Linked DNA regions of Homo sapiens: region 2 is linked to region 1. A link is a contact called in ENCODE Hi-C or POLR2A ChIA-PET data. All regions are on one chromosome and are shown on one strand. Each heading gives the region's core, a stretch centred on a gene start or an enhancer-like site at or near the end of the contact. The rest is flanking DNA. Distances are from core to core; before and after follow the strand shown. Region 1 overlaps MYL4 (myosin light chain 4). Region 2 overlaps GOSR2 (golgi SNAP receptor complex member 2).

Region 1 (6,978 bases), core at 3,256-5,755:
AAGGCAAAGAGACGGACTAAGTGATTTCTCAAGTTTCCTTTCAGCCCGGGCTGGCAATCGGTTTTCTCCAGCGTCTCAGGAACGTGTCAAACGTGGGCGTCCTGTTGGAAGCACGCTGTTGCAAGTTTGTCATCTAGTGGTGGAAGGTAGGTATTGCGCCACCAGCCATCTCCAACACCGTTTTCCCTAAAAGCCCTGGTCAACGGAGTTTGTTTAGGATGCCAAACGCGTGATGACACTCTGCTAACCGTGGCCCTCAGGTGATTACAGTCTACTAGAAGTCTGCAGGGTCTCCTGTAGCTCTACAGTTCCAGTCTGGCGACTGTGTTAGGGAGACTAAATTGTGACCATCACTAATTAATACAGATGGGAAAATCTCTAGGGAAGAGGTGAGCCTGACTTGCGTATTGAAGGGTGGGAATAAGGTGGATGAACAGAATGGGGCACGTATCAGGAGAGAGAAACAAGATGAATCAAGAGGTCCTGGGGTGAGGAGAGAAGGGGAGAGGGAAGCAGCACTGGGGAGCTAACAGAAAGAAAGATCAGCTGGCTTCAGCCAGTGATGCCTCTAGCAGATTTGGGGCAAATAAAGGAAGGCCTTAGAAGTTAAATAGAAAGGTTTGGAAATGACCCAGTAGGGGATAGGAGCTCTTTTAAGTCCTAATTAGGGAAGAAATTTGATTAAAACAGTGTTTCAGGAATATAAATATGCCATGCTACCATCTTTTTTCTTTTGTCTTTTTCTCACCACCCCCCACCCCCCACGACCAGCCCCACCCCCTAGACGGAGTCTTGCTCTGTCACACAGGCTGGAGTGCAGTGGCGCGATCTCAGCTCACTGCAACCTCCGCCTCCCAGGTTTAAGCAATTCTCCTGCCTCAGCCTCCCAGGTAGCTGGGATTACAGGCATCTGCCACCGCGCCTGGCTAATCTCACCATGTTTGCCAGGCTGGTCTCGAACTCCTGACCTTGTGATCCGCCTGCCTCGGCCTCCCAAAATGCTGGAATTACAAGTGTAAGCCACCGCGCCCGGACTTCTTTTTTTTTTTTTTTTTAAGATGGAGTCTCACTCTGTTGTCCAGGCTGGAGTACAGTGGTGCGATCTTGGCTCACTGCAACCTCCACCTCCCGGGTTCAAGTGATTCTCCTGCCTCAGCCTCCCGAGTAGCTGGGATTACAGGCATCCAACACCACGCCCAGCTAATTTTTGTATTTTTAGTAGAAACAGCGTTTCACCATGTTGGCCAAGCTGGTCTTGAACTCCTGACCTCAGGTGATCTGTCCACATCAGCCTCCCAAAGTGCTGGGATTACAGGCATGAGCCACTGTGCCCAGCCCATGCTACCATCTTTAACTGGAGAGGGGAAACTAGAAAAATTATGAGTCGAGTTTGTTGTTATTATTCTTCCTATGTATTTTTAAATTAATAATTAAATTAATAAATGTTTTTAATTAATAAATACATAAACTCCTAAACTGCTATGACAGAATGATAGAAGTGCTTAGCACAGTGCCAGCACATAGTAGGTGCTCAGTAAGTTGATGATGCTCTTTATTATCATCTCTCTGAAATTCACCTTTGACATCAGGGGACCTCATATGATCATCATCTTAGCTCTAGTGACCGCTTTGCTCATTTTCTCTCCGCGGGGTAGTAGAGGCTCTGGCCTCTGTCAGGGGCCTGTGGCAGTGGACAGGGAGGAGACTTACAGAAGGCCCCTGAATACCCTCTCCCCCTCTGCTCCTTTCCCACCTCCCTCCTGAAGGTCACTGGCTGTTCGTTCCTCTGACAGTGGGAAGTTTCCATGAAGATACCCATCCTCTGATAACTTTCTGGGCAACTTTCTCCCCAGCATCTGTCCACAGGGAGCAGAAAGCCTGGCCTTTGGGGAACACACAGTCATACTCTCTTTCCACAGAAGCAGCTTCCCTGTGTCCCCTCATGTGTCATCATCCCTTCAGGATGGTGCCATTGCTGGCTCCAGGCCAGAGCCCCCCTTAAATCTTCCCCCGAGCTGGGACACCTTTCCCCTCCTCCTTCTGGCCCACTTACTCACACTCATCCTGCCTGAGATGCCACCTTCTCAGGCCCTCAGTCAGGAACCCCTCAGGGTGGTGGAAGGGCCCCCAGTGGGCTCAGTCCTATTTCCATAAATTATGGTTGACCCATGAACAACGTAGAGGTTGGAGGCACCAACCCACGTGCAATCAAAATGTGCATATAACTTTTGATTCCCCAAAAACTTAACTACTAATGGCCTACTGTTGACTGGAAGCCTTACGAAAAGCATAAAAATTTAACATATTTTGTATCTATATATTATAGACTGTATTCTTATAATAAAGTAAGTTGGAGAAAAAAATTAAGAAAATCATAAGGAAAAGAAAATATATTTACTAGTAAGTGGAAGTGGATAATCTTCAAGGCCTTCATCTTCCTTGTCTTCAGGTTGAGTAGGCTGAGGAGGAGGAAGGGTTGGTCTTGCGGTCCTAGGGTGGCAGAGGTGGAAGAGGAGGTGGAGGTGAAAGGAGAGGCAGGAGGGACAGGCACATTCAGTGTAAATTTTATTGAAAAGTGTCTGTATATAAATGGATCCACACAGTTCAAGCCTATGTTGTTCAAGGGTCAACTGTACATGGTCTGGATCTGGGTTCGAAATAGTGGAAGTCAGTCTAGTTGAAGAAAATCGTGAACTTTATTTAGTCACTTTTTATGCATACCTCTTCCCAGGAGGGGCAAGTGCCAAACCTTAGTTATGGGCCGGGCAAAGTACAGGGTTGGGGAAGGGATGACTAGGAGGACAAGAGTCTCTTCTGTCTTCAGATAAACAAGCCCAACACCATGGAGGCAGCAAATAAGTTGCACTGGTTCCCAAGGAGGTTTGTGAAGTAGAAAATGCTTCCCGGCTGGGCGCGGTGGCTCACACCTGTAATCCCAGCACTTTGGGAGGCCAAGGCAGGTGGATCACCTGAGGTCAGGAGTTTGAGACCAGCCTGGCCAACATGGTGAAACCCCATCTCTACTAAAAATACAAAAAATTAGCTGGGTGTGGTGGCGCGCACCTGTAATCTCAGCTACTCGGGAGGCTGAGGCAGGAGAATCGCTTGAACCTGGGAGGTGGAGGTTGCAGTGAGCTGAGATCGTGCCACTGCACTCCAGCCTGGATCACAGAGTGAGACTCCATTTCAAAAAAAAGAGAGAGAAAAGAAAATAAAATGCTTCCTGAACTATTCTCTCAGTGGAAGTGATGGCTGAGCCGGAGCAGCATCTTAGACCATGTGTAGAGGTCACACACTGAGACACCATACGATAAAAGAACTTGGGTCCCTGAGGACTGTGGAGCATGCCGGCTGTGCCAGCCAGGGACTGCCAATCTCTGGATTGTAATGGGAGGAAGAAACGCACTTCCATGTCTCTTAAGCCACTGTGTTTTGGTGTCCATACGCACAGCCAAATATAATCTTAATTAATACTGTGTTCAATAAATGTTGGCTGATGTTGTCACATGATTATAACTAATGTCTGTCTTCCCACTAGACTGAAAGCTCCTTGAGGACAGGGGCCATGTCTGTGTGGTTCAGTATATCCCCAAGGCTCATGCCAGTGCCATGTGCACAGCAGGTACCCAATGGGCATCTGTTGAATTAGTAAGTGAGCTATGACCTCTGTTCATGCTCTTCTTCTCCCTGGGGCTAAGCACCAACCTTGGGGCACCTTTTCCTTTAAGGTCTCACTGAAAGCCCTTCTCCCAGAGAAAATATTTGTAATGCCTCACTTCTTTCTGGTTCCTCCTTGTATTGGTTCCTTAAAACTTACACTGTATGTTACATAGATGGAGTTATCCCTATGCTATTTGGGGATCATTCTCTATTTATCCCTGGATACTTATGTGCTTGCTTAAGTGGACAGTAAGCTACTTTGGGCAAGGAAAACACTTTCAGTTTTCAAATCACTGGGAACCTTAACTCCAGTTCCTCACAAGTGAATACAGTGAGCAATAAATACTTGCTGAAGAAAGAAAGAAGAGAGGGAGGAGGGTGAGGATCAAAAAACTACCTATCAGGTACTATGTATATTACCTGGGTGGTGAAATAATCTGTACACCAAACCCCTGAGACATGCAATTTACCTATGTAACAAACCTGCACATGTGCCCCTGAACCTAAAATAAATGTTAAAAAACCAAAAAAAAAAAAAAAAAAAAGAAGGGAAGGAGGAAAACCTGACGAGGCCCCAGTGCTAAGGAGAATGTTGGCATTTCAAACTGGGGGTGTGATTTAAAGAAAAGGAGCAGAAAGTGAGGCCAAAAAGAGCAGTCTGCGAGGTAGGGACAAGGAAAAGAGTCCTAAGAGCCAAGCTTGGAAAACATTTCAAAGGCAGGTTGAAAATGGTGTGTTGAAAATTGAAACAATGTAGAATTCAGGGGACCTTGTCAACATTAGCTGTGACCTTGATTAAGTCACTTCCCATTTAAGGATCTGTTTTCCTGATTTTGACTCTTAGGAAGTCTGACTAATCGGTGAACTGGCTCTGCTCCAAGGAGCCTAGTTAGAGGCTCCAAGAAGCCTGAACCCAGCCCTCTCCTCCTCAGCCAGAGAAACTCTGTTCTCTTCAGTTTCATGCACTGACTTCCCCATAAAATTTAGTTCGAACAAAAGGCTATGGGTCTAAACCAAAGTTTGAGAACCACTGGATTCAATGAACCCCTGCTCAACCGTATAAAGATCCCTGGTTTTGTGTTTCAACCAGTCACTCACAAAGCTGAAACCCTTCCTCAAAGAAAATCTGGGAAACAAAGGGCATGTATATAGACCTTGGCCTTGTCTCCCCAGCCAGACTGTAAATTCTAAGAAAAGCAAACTTGGGCTCATGGTTCTCAGCTTCCCATGACAGGCAGGCAGCCTTGGCTGAATTCTTAGATGTTTCACAGAGTTCTGTGGCTGGATGATTGATAGTTAGGCAACAGAAAGGCCATGGGAAGGATTTATTTCACCTTGGGGAGTCCTCAGGGATGTAAGGACTCCCTTTCTGGGATGACTGGACCCCTGTGCTCCCATATAAATATTTCTACTCATATACATGTGTGTTTAACTTCCTCACATCATCTTGCTCCTTCTTCCCAATTGCTGGTTTTCAGGCGTCTCTTTTCCACGTGCCTCTCCCCACTCTCCTCCTCTCTCAGCCTGAGGTTCCTGACCTCTGACCCTGACTCTTTCCAGGGCACTGAGCTGGAATCCTGGGTCTGGAGTCAATGAGATGTCCAGAACAGGCAGGACTGAACCAGGTACCAGGAGCTTTGCACTCAGAGGAAGAGGCACCTAAAAAAGCGAGGACCAAACCAAACCGTGGTTGACCTATACAATGGGACATGATTCCGCCTTAAAAAAGGAACACGAGGACATTGTGCTAAGTGAAATAAGCCGGTCACAAAAGACAAACACTGTCTGATTTCACTTATCCAGGGTGGTCAAATTCATAGAAATGGAAAGTAGAATGCTGATTGCCAGGGGCTGGGGGAAGGAGGGAATGGGGAGTTATTTATTGAGTACAGTGTTTCTGCTGGTGGAAATGAAAAGGTTCTGGAGATTCATTACTGATATGGTTTGGCTGTGTCCCCACTCAAATCTCATCTTGAATTCCCATGTGTTGTGGGAGGGACCCAGTAGGAGGTAACTTTCCCATGCTGTTCTCATGATAGTGAATAAGTCTCACAAGATCTGATGGTTTTTAAAAGGGGAATTTCCCTGCACAAGCTCTCTTTGCCTGCCGCCATCCATGTAAGATGTGCCTTTGCTCCTCCTTGCCTTCCGCCATGATTGTGAGGCCTCCCCAGCCATGTGGAACTGTAAATCCATTAAACCTCTTTTTCTTCCCAGTTTCAGGTATGTCTTTATCAGTAGCATGAAAAGAGACTAATACAGTTACACAACAATGTGAATATACCTCACTCTACTGACTTGTATGCTTAAAAATGGTTAAGATGGTAAATTTCATGTTATGTGTATTTTACAACAATTTTTGTTTAAAAGCAGCAAGAGCAAGGACCAAAGGAGGAGTCCCTGCCTCAGCCTGGCCCCTCTCTGCCTGCCATCTGGAGGTGTGATTAGGTAGAGGGTGAGCCCAAAGGGAATAAAACTCCTCCAGGTGACAACTCCTCAAGCTGCTGGCCTTCCAGAGCTTGCTCTCCTGGGTCTGACCCCAATATCTCTAGATCCACAGGCTTTTGTCCTTGTCTCCTAGCTCCCAGATACTACTCATTTCTCTGAGCACACATGAGGCCTCAGGTGACTTTATCTCTCTCTCTCTCACACACACACACACAACGCAAACCAATGCAATTCGTTAATTAGTTTTAAAAAAACAAACAAAACAGAGACTGGTCAGAATCCCAGAGCCCAGCCTGGCCGTGTTAGAGCTGTTTATTAACAGGGAGGGCCTGTAAGGTCCTTGGGGCAGTGGTGTGGTGATAAGTCGAGGACTCCATCTCAGCTCACCCAGCCGGGGCCTCTCTTTAACTCACCCTGGTATGGCTAAAGCCAAGGGCCAGGCACCTGAAAGAAAGTGCTAGGAGGAAAGGGCATTTCACCCTCCTAGACCCAGCCCCTTACCACACCCAGGGGGATCCCAGGGAAAACCTAGGGAAAGAAGTGAGGAAGAACGGGGTCAAGAGCACAGGCCAGGGACCTTCTCTTCCACTTGGGATCGGCTTTCTCACTCCCAGGAGCCTGTACAGGAGGCCCCAGGCCTGAGGGAAGGGCATTGCCTTGAGAGATCCTGGGAGAGGCAAGAGGATGTGACTGATAGGGTCAAGACAGGGTGAACAGGCAAGGGCAGGCAGGAGACAGGAGATGGTGAGTGAGCAGGGCTGTCCTCACTTCCTGATCCCAAGAGGTTTCCTCTTAAGGGGTCAGGGCTGGGACAGATGCCTTCTAGGGCACATGGTGTTATTCTTAAGGCCCTATGTGACCCCGGAAGGG
Region 2 (6,978 bases), core at 3,316-5,815, 280 kb after region 1:
TACAGACAGGAAACTGAGGCTGGAGTGATTAAGCCCAAGGTTAGGCTGCTAATAAACAGCAAAGTCAGGATTCTACGCCATGTCTGCCAACCCCATCTCAAACACTATCCCACCACCCCCATCACACTACGTTGCACCTCAAAAGATCATGGGCAGGTCTTCCTAGGACAGTAGGGCTTGTCCACACCCACACCAGCCTGACAGCTTCTCCAGCTCTCAGTAGCATCTCAGCAGCATGAACTCAGGCCTCTGAGCAGCAAGTTTCCCAGCTGGAACACGGAGGACAGTGCGTGGAGGATGTCGTGCAGAAGACAGCACATCAGGCCTCAGAGCCCACAGCAGCCAGGGCTGGTTAGAGCTTCCTCCCTCCCCCAGGCCACTCCTGCCCCTCGACTGCTCCCACATCATCTCCTGTCCTTCACACACCCATCACCTCGCCCTCTCACAGAAAGCTCTTCCTGGTTAATGCCCCCACCACAATGGCCGCACTAAACTATCACCTCTCAACCTCGGTTGTTTCACGAGTAGATCCTGTCTTTCCAGCTGAACAGGAATGATACTCCATTGCACCTGGGATGCACTGACAGCCGTGGTTCTCAATCTCGACCTCACAGGAGACTCCTTAGAAAGTTAAAAATTAAGGCCGGCTGCGGTGGCTTATGCCAGTAATCCCAGCACTTTGGGAGGCCGAGGTGGGTGGATCACCTGAAGTCAGGAGTTCGAGACCAGCCTGCCCAACATGGAGAAACCCCGTTTCTACTAAAAATACAAAAATTAGCCGGGCGTGGTAGTGGGTGCCTGTAATCCTAGCCACTCCGGAGGCTGAAACAGGAGAATCGCTTGAACCCAGGAGGCAGAGGCTGCAGTGAGCCGAGATTGCACCATTGCACCCCAGCCTGGGCAACAGAATGAGAGGAAAAAAAAAAAAAAGAAAATTAAAAATTCTGAAGCCCAGGCCCCACTGTAGACCAGGTAGCTCGGCATCTCTGGGGAGCGAGGCCCAGAATCGGGACTTCCAAACTCTCTGGGGGACTCCAGGAAGCAGCCCAGGCTGAGGGTCACTGCCTCAGACCTCTGGAATCTGCCAAAAGCACTACGTGACTCGGGCCTCATGTCCACCCCAGAAAGGGACGTGGGACAGGTGTTACCCCCATTCTTAGAAAGCTGAGGCTGAGAGGTGTGTGGCCCGTGGTTGCTGCCAGCAGGGCTGGGACTTGAAGCCAGGCTCTGCATCCTGGGCTCAGCGCTCTTACCACAGCCTCCGGCCGCTGTAACCAGTGCAAACTGCGGAGGGCTGCTTGTCTCCAACTCCTTCCCTCTGCCCTGAAACAGCTAACACTGGCACTGGACACATGCCAGGGCTCTGGAAGACGGAATAAAGATGAATGTCCCCTCTTGTACTGTCAGCCACTGTCTTCTGAGGAGGTTGGAATACTTCCCTCCTGGGCCTGGCCCAGCCTCTGCCAGCTCTCCAGGAGCCACCATGTCACAGATGCCTGGAAGGAAGGGCCAGTGGAACCACACTAATGGAATTGCTAAGCCAGGAGTCAGCCTCCGAGAGCCCCCTCTTCCTAGATACCCTGCATTAGTCACGCCTGTCCTAGCCTTTAGCTTATCTAGGGTGACCATCAGACCGAGGGATCGCCAGGATTCAGGACTTTCAGCTTTAAAACCCAGACAAGTTGGTCACTCTACTTCTCTCTCCCCAGTCCTGAGTGACAGTTTCCCTCACGGGGCCCCATGCCTCTCCTCTTTTACTGCAGTCATTGCTGTTGTTGAGGCCCTGTGAGCACATGGCTCGTAGCATCAGTGGCCTTGAACCTTCTGGCTTCCTCCTGGCCTGGCTGCAACAGCTTTGCTGGCCCTGCATGGGGGATGGGCTCAAGTGCTCTCCTGCAGCCGCTTACCCGATGGCGCCTGCGCCTACTACGTGCCCGGGATGCACAAAGGCCCCTGCGGTGAGGAGCAACTCCCATTCCGCAGGAAGCGTGCAGTATGAGGTTGTTTGGAGGGGAGGGGCAGGCTTCTTGGAGGTTTCATGGGATTGTGGGGGTGTTTGTGGCACATCTGAGAGGAAACATCTTGTGCAAAGGTGCAGCTGTACTGAGTGTGTGGCATGTTCTGAGAAGACCAAGCAGTCCAGGGAGGACGGAACACCAGGCAGGGGTGGTGGGGAGGGCTGGGGGCTGCACTGCAGGGGCAGCGAAGAGCTGGCCTGTCACATCAAGGTGCTTTACTCAGCAGAGAGGTGTCAGTTAATGAGGGGCACCCAATGGCCACAAGGGATCTGGCTCCTTCTGATCCAGAGGGAGAATCAGGCTTCCATCCCTGCCCCTAGTTGGTCTCTGCAAGTGGTTCCCACGGTGCGGCCAGGGGAAGTGCATGGGGGACGGGCTAGCCTTGGGTTGATGTTCTTGTATTAGAGCCATCGGCTCCCTACCCCTGGGCATTACAATCGCCTTGGGCAACTCCCAATGCCCCGGCTGCACTCCAGGCCAATTAATAAGAGGGTGAATGGAAGACCCACACATGGGTTTTTAAAGCTCCCGAGGGAATTCCAATGCAGAGCCAAGGTTGGGAACCCTGTACTAGAGGGACATGGGGATGAGGCGGGGAGGGATGGCTCACAGAGGCTCCATGGTGGGGAACTTACCAACAGCACTTGGGGGCCCAGCACCCCTGAACACTCCTCTCCCATGTGCCTTCCATATGAAATGAAAAGGACACAGAAAATGGGGAAGGAATGACACTTTCCTTTCTCAGCTTCTAAGTACAGCAGGCCTAAGGCAGTGTGTTCAGGGCCCACTAGCCACAGATAGGGCTATGCCGCCCCCTAGGGGCAAGGCCTGAGGACAGCTTTCACTTCAGATTCCCTCCCCTTCCAGTTAGGAAATTATTTCCCAACAGGGAACTTGCCCTATACTATCTGAAGGGTCTGCAGCAAACACCTTATAGCTCTATAGTCCATGCCAGCAGGCTGCACCATCTCAGTCCCCTGCACACCTCTCAATCCCCCCAGACCCCAGCAGAGCACCCCACGAGAAGTGTGGGAGATTAAGTGGGCCCATGGTTCCAAGCTGGATGAGGGGCCAGCTCCTCTCGGACTCCTGTGAGGCCTTCACAGTCACCACAGCTCAGCCCCTTGTCTGCATAATGAGGATAAATGATGGAGAACATAAGTGAGAGGGTTTCAGATTGGCAGGGATGGAGCCAGGAAAATCCCTGTCTGACCTCCGTGAGGCCTACAGGCAAGCTGTTTATGAAGGGCCTAGGCTTTCCCTTGAGAAAATGTCACCCCCCGGTTGAGACAGTAACAGATGACGTTTCTTTCTTTGCTTTGGCTACTGGAGCTGAAAGTCAAATTAGGGTTCCCCAAACATTTCTTAGGGTGTTACAACGTTTGAGTTCCTTGTCCTGATGTCGACATTCTACACTGACTTGATTTGTTCTTGTGCCTCACTTCTTTGTATCTGTTTCAGTTATTTCCTCAAAGTCTCCTCAAATCTTTTTTGGACTAAGGTAGGATATAAACAGTAAGAATTTATTTTGGACTTAACAAGTTTTGCTCTTTACACCAATGTGATCATCTTTGAGACAGAAGCTTTCTGTCTAGGAGACAGTGGTTCCAAAATACACACATCAGAATCACCTTAGAGGCCAGGTACAGTGGCTAACACCTGTAACCCTAGAACTTTGGGAGGCCGAAGCAGGCAGATCACTTGAGGCCAGGAGTTTAAGACCAATCTGGTCAACATAGTAAAACCCTGTCTCTACTAAAAAATACAAAAAAAAAAAAAAAATTAGCCAGACATGGTGGCACACACTTGTAGTTCCAGCTACTCAGGAGGCTGAGGTATGAGGATCACCTGAACCCAGGAGGCAGAGGATGCAGTGAGCCAAGATTGCGCCACTGCACTCCAGCCTGGGTGACAGAGCGAGACTGTCTCAAAAATAAAAAATAAAATAAAATCACCTTAGAGATTTAAAAAAGGTTCTAATTCAGATCTGGGGTAGGCCCCAGGAATATGTAATTTTAAAAAGCTTCCCCACTGCTTCTGAAGCAGCCAGCCCAGCCCCTGGCCATGGAGCAGTGTTTGAGAATCTCTGGCCTAGAAACATAAAAAAAGGGGGCCATTAGTTATAAAAATGAATATCGAATTCTTTTACAAAATGTGATTTTCTAAATAAAATAAACCTCAACTTTATTCAGCTGATGTGCTTCCAAAACAATGGGTGTAAATCCAAATTTGCAAATCAAACCCATTCAAATTCATCAGGGCAAAGGGTGTACAGAACTCCGCAGTGAAGTCTAAAAAATCAAGACTCCTCTAACTTACTTGGTCTTGGAGTTTGGCTTTTCTTACAGTGGTCCCCCTGAAGTAAATGTCCATGTAATAAAGAGATCTCAAGTTCCTCTTGATAACCCACCTGTTTTAAATCACAATAGGCACACCAAACTCATGTACAAGGTCACAGAGGCTGGCTACCGGAGTTTCTTGCATCAGCTCGACCTAAGAATTCACCCCCGCCTCCACTAGAGGGTGCTCCTTCCCTGGCCTGGACCCTTCCCTACACTGAGGCGGTGGAGAGAGTCACACTGTTAGGCCAAGGTCTATTTTTCACCAGGCACTGAAAGCAGATGTGTGAAGAGAAGTGGTCATGTGACAACATGCAGTCTCAATGCCCCTGGGTGTCCAGACACACTGGCTGCTGTCCACCAGCCGCAGGTGGTAAAGACCCAAAAACCACCTCTGCAATTTTTATTCCAAACTAGAGGACTGGCTCTGAAGGTGCAGCATGAGGGTTCATCAAAGCCAACCACTGTCAAGTGTGGAAAGCACTGGTGCACACCACGAAAAGATGTCCTATCAGTCCACGCATGATGGGTGCGGGGACTTCTGCCTCCCAGAGTTCAAGAACAAATGGCTCAGCTGCTCCCTGCAGACCTTCCTCCAAAGTGTGCTGTCTGGCAGGATCCTTGGGTGCCTGGGGGACAGGACAGCCTTGCCGTCGCAGTCTCAGAATCCATTTTATGGATTACCAAAAGTCCTGCGCTAGGTCCCTGGCACCGCAGCAGTGCTGTGTGTAATGGAAATGTCAATGTGCCTCCCCAGAGTTAGACAGATCTAGGTCTAAAGATGCTGCAACCCCCCAGTCCACCCTCCAGTCACTGCTTTAACTCTGGCAGGGCCCCAACCCATTTTAGGAGTCACAGATTGCTCCTTCCTTGGAAACCTGGGGCCCATTTGGCCCGGAGGGGTAGGAACAATGGAGATCTCCTCCAACCGAAAGTGTGAAATTAGCATCCAGGAAACTCAGTTAATCTATGACAATTAAGAAAACTTACCAAAGGGGAGCTATGCCACAGAGGTGCCTGAAAGGACCAACATGACTACAGAGCAGCGGGGAGGGGAACAAGAGAGGTGAAGAGGAACACAGAAAGGAAGGGAAATAAGACAGAAGACAGTTCAAGCAACAAGAAACTAACAGAGCAGGTAGGGCAGGACAACCAAAGGTAGGGTTAATACTGAGCCGGTTTCCAGATCTGAAGGATTTTGAGTGTCATTTTATGTCTTGCCATGAAGCTGCTGTGCCCAGGGCTGGTAGGCCTGTGGTAAATGAGAACATACACTAACCAGGTCTTTCTGAGACTTTCAGTGATTCACCACATTAGATGGACTTCAGGACAGATTGGCCTTTATACTAAATTCCACAATATACCTGGTATTAGTACAGCCTGAATCCGGGGCTGGTCACAGAAGGAAAAAGGTTGTAGTCCCTGAAAACAGAGTGTTACAAGGACATACACACTACAGATGTCTCCACGGTGGGATCTGCCCACACTGGCTGGGCAAAATGAGGGCCTGGCTGGCAGGTGCTAATATATTTCAGGGAAGAGAAGGGAACCAAAGAATTAGAGATACTAAAACTAGAGCTGAGACTGTAATTGGAAAATCACAAATCTTTGCCTACAGCTACTTTCTAAGGGGCAAAGGCCCACAAAGCCTGGGCGCAGGTGCCAAGCCACAGTCTCTGAACCTTAAAAGCCAACCACTCTATTAACAACTAGAAAAAATCAGTGACTAGGGTCAAGACTGAACACTCCCGGGAAATAACACTGGCCTCACTTTAGAAAAGAGAAACACCCAGCTGTAGTGTGGAAAATCTTACTTGTTATCGGCAATAGCACTACATCTTGTTTCCCCTAGGTAGCTGCTTCCAGGGAATGGTGACAAGTATTGGCAGTCAGTCATCTACATGTCACTGAGGCACAGGGGAGGGTGGCCAGGAGCACGAGGATGTGAATCGACCTACTATTTAATATAATGGCTGTGAGAAAAGGCCTCTTTCCTTTCCTTTCCACTTTTGCTCCACCCTATCAGGAGCCAGAAAGGCCTGATGGTGACAAGGTGTGAACCGTGTGGACAGTCCTGCACACAGGGCTCACTGTGGACACCTTCCCAGGGCACGCATCAGCTATGTGAACAAAGCCACCAAAGCCATTCTTTCCCTCCCCCAGTGAGAGCGAGAGTGAGAGAGACAGACCCGGGACTTCTTTCATTTCCTAAGCACCGCGCATGGTGGTGGCACTAGCTCCCCCTCCAAGATGTCACAGAAAACAGAGCAGGTTGGAAATTAGACCACAATCACTCCCAAGTGTCTTCACAGTTCAGACAGGCAAACATTTCAAAAGGCGGCCTCTGGGCCCCCCTCTCTCTTTCACACACACACACACTTGCAGGCTGTGGGAATGCTGTTCAGCCACTGAGCGTGGCTGGCTCATGTCAGGTACTGCACCACGAGGAACATGACCACACAGGTCAGCAGCATCCCACCTATCATAAAGTACTTGTCCTGGAAAGCCCGCTTCTCGATGAGCCGCATCACTGTGTTGGACAAGCCCAGCATGTTGGCAATGTCAAGGATCTTCTTCTGAGTCCCCTGGGGCAGAAGAGAACAGAAAAAAAAACAAACATC

What was found. Hi-C counts contacts between places; a loop is a spot of excess contacts on that map. ChIA-PET counts read pairs that join two places held with the same protein, here RNA polymerase II (POLR2A). Pooled maps may share reads with other maps.
Region 2: a map of OCI-LY7 shows a loop between it and region 1 (2.2-fold over the local background). The contact joins two enhancer-like sites. A Hi-C loop is called at or near these places in 1 of 168 maps with a recorded cell type or tissue (OCI-LY7) and 8 of 50 pooled maps. POLR2A ChIA-PET finds 5 or more read pairs at or near these places in 2 of 52 experiments (B cell and H1).

Annotation. Positions count from the first base shown.
Region 1 is chr17:47,223,083-47,230,060 of GRCh38, reverse strand. It overlaps MYL4 (myosin light chain 4), which reads right to left. Exons shown (of 7, transcript NM_002476.2): 7 at 6,382-6,552. Among named protein-coding and RNA genes, the nearest start is that of MYL4, 17 kb to the right of the region's middle. RefSeq lists enhancers at 207-256, 4,364-4,658. Within about 2 kb of position 4,505, at least 22 of the 41 ENCODE cell types and tissues checked have a DNase peak (open chromatin) inside an H3K27ac peak, as active enhancers do.
Region 2 is chr17:46,938,563-46,945,540 of GRCh38, reverse strand. GOSR2 (golgi SNAP receptor complex member 2) reads right to left here. Exons shown (of 6, transcript NM_004287.5): 6 at 3,521-6,942. The coding sequence ends at 6,781. It also overlaps a transcript of LRRC37A2 not described here. Among named protein-coding and RNA genes, the nearest start is that of GOSR2, 19 kb to the right of the region's middle. RefSeq lists an enhancer at 1,749-2,685. Within about 2 kb of position 4,565, at least 2 of the 41 ENCODE cell types and tissues checked have a DNase peak (open chromatin) inside an H3K27ac peak, as active enhancers do.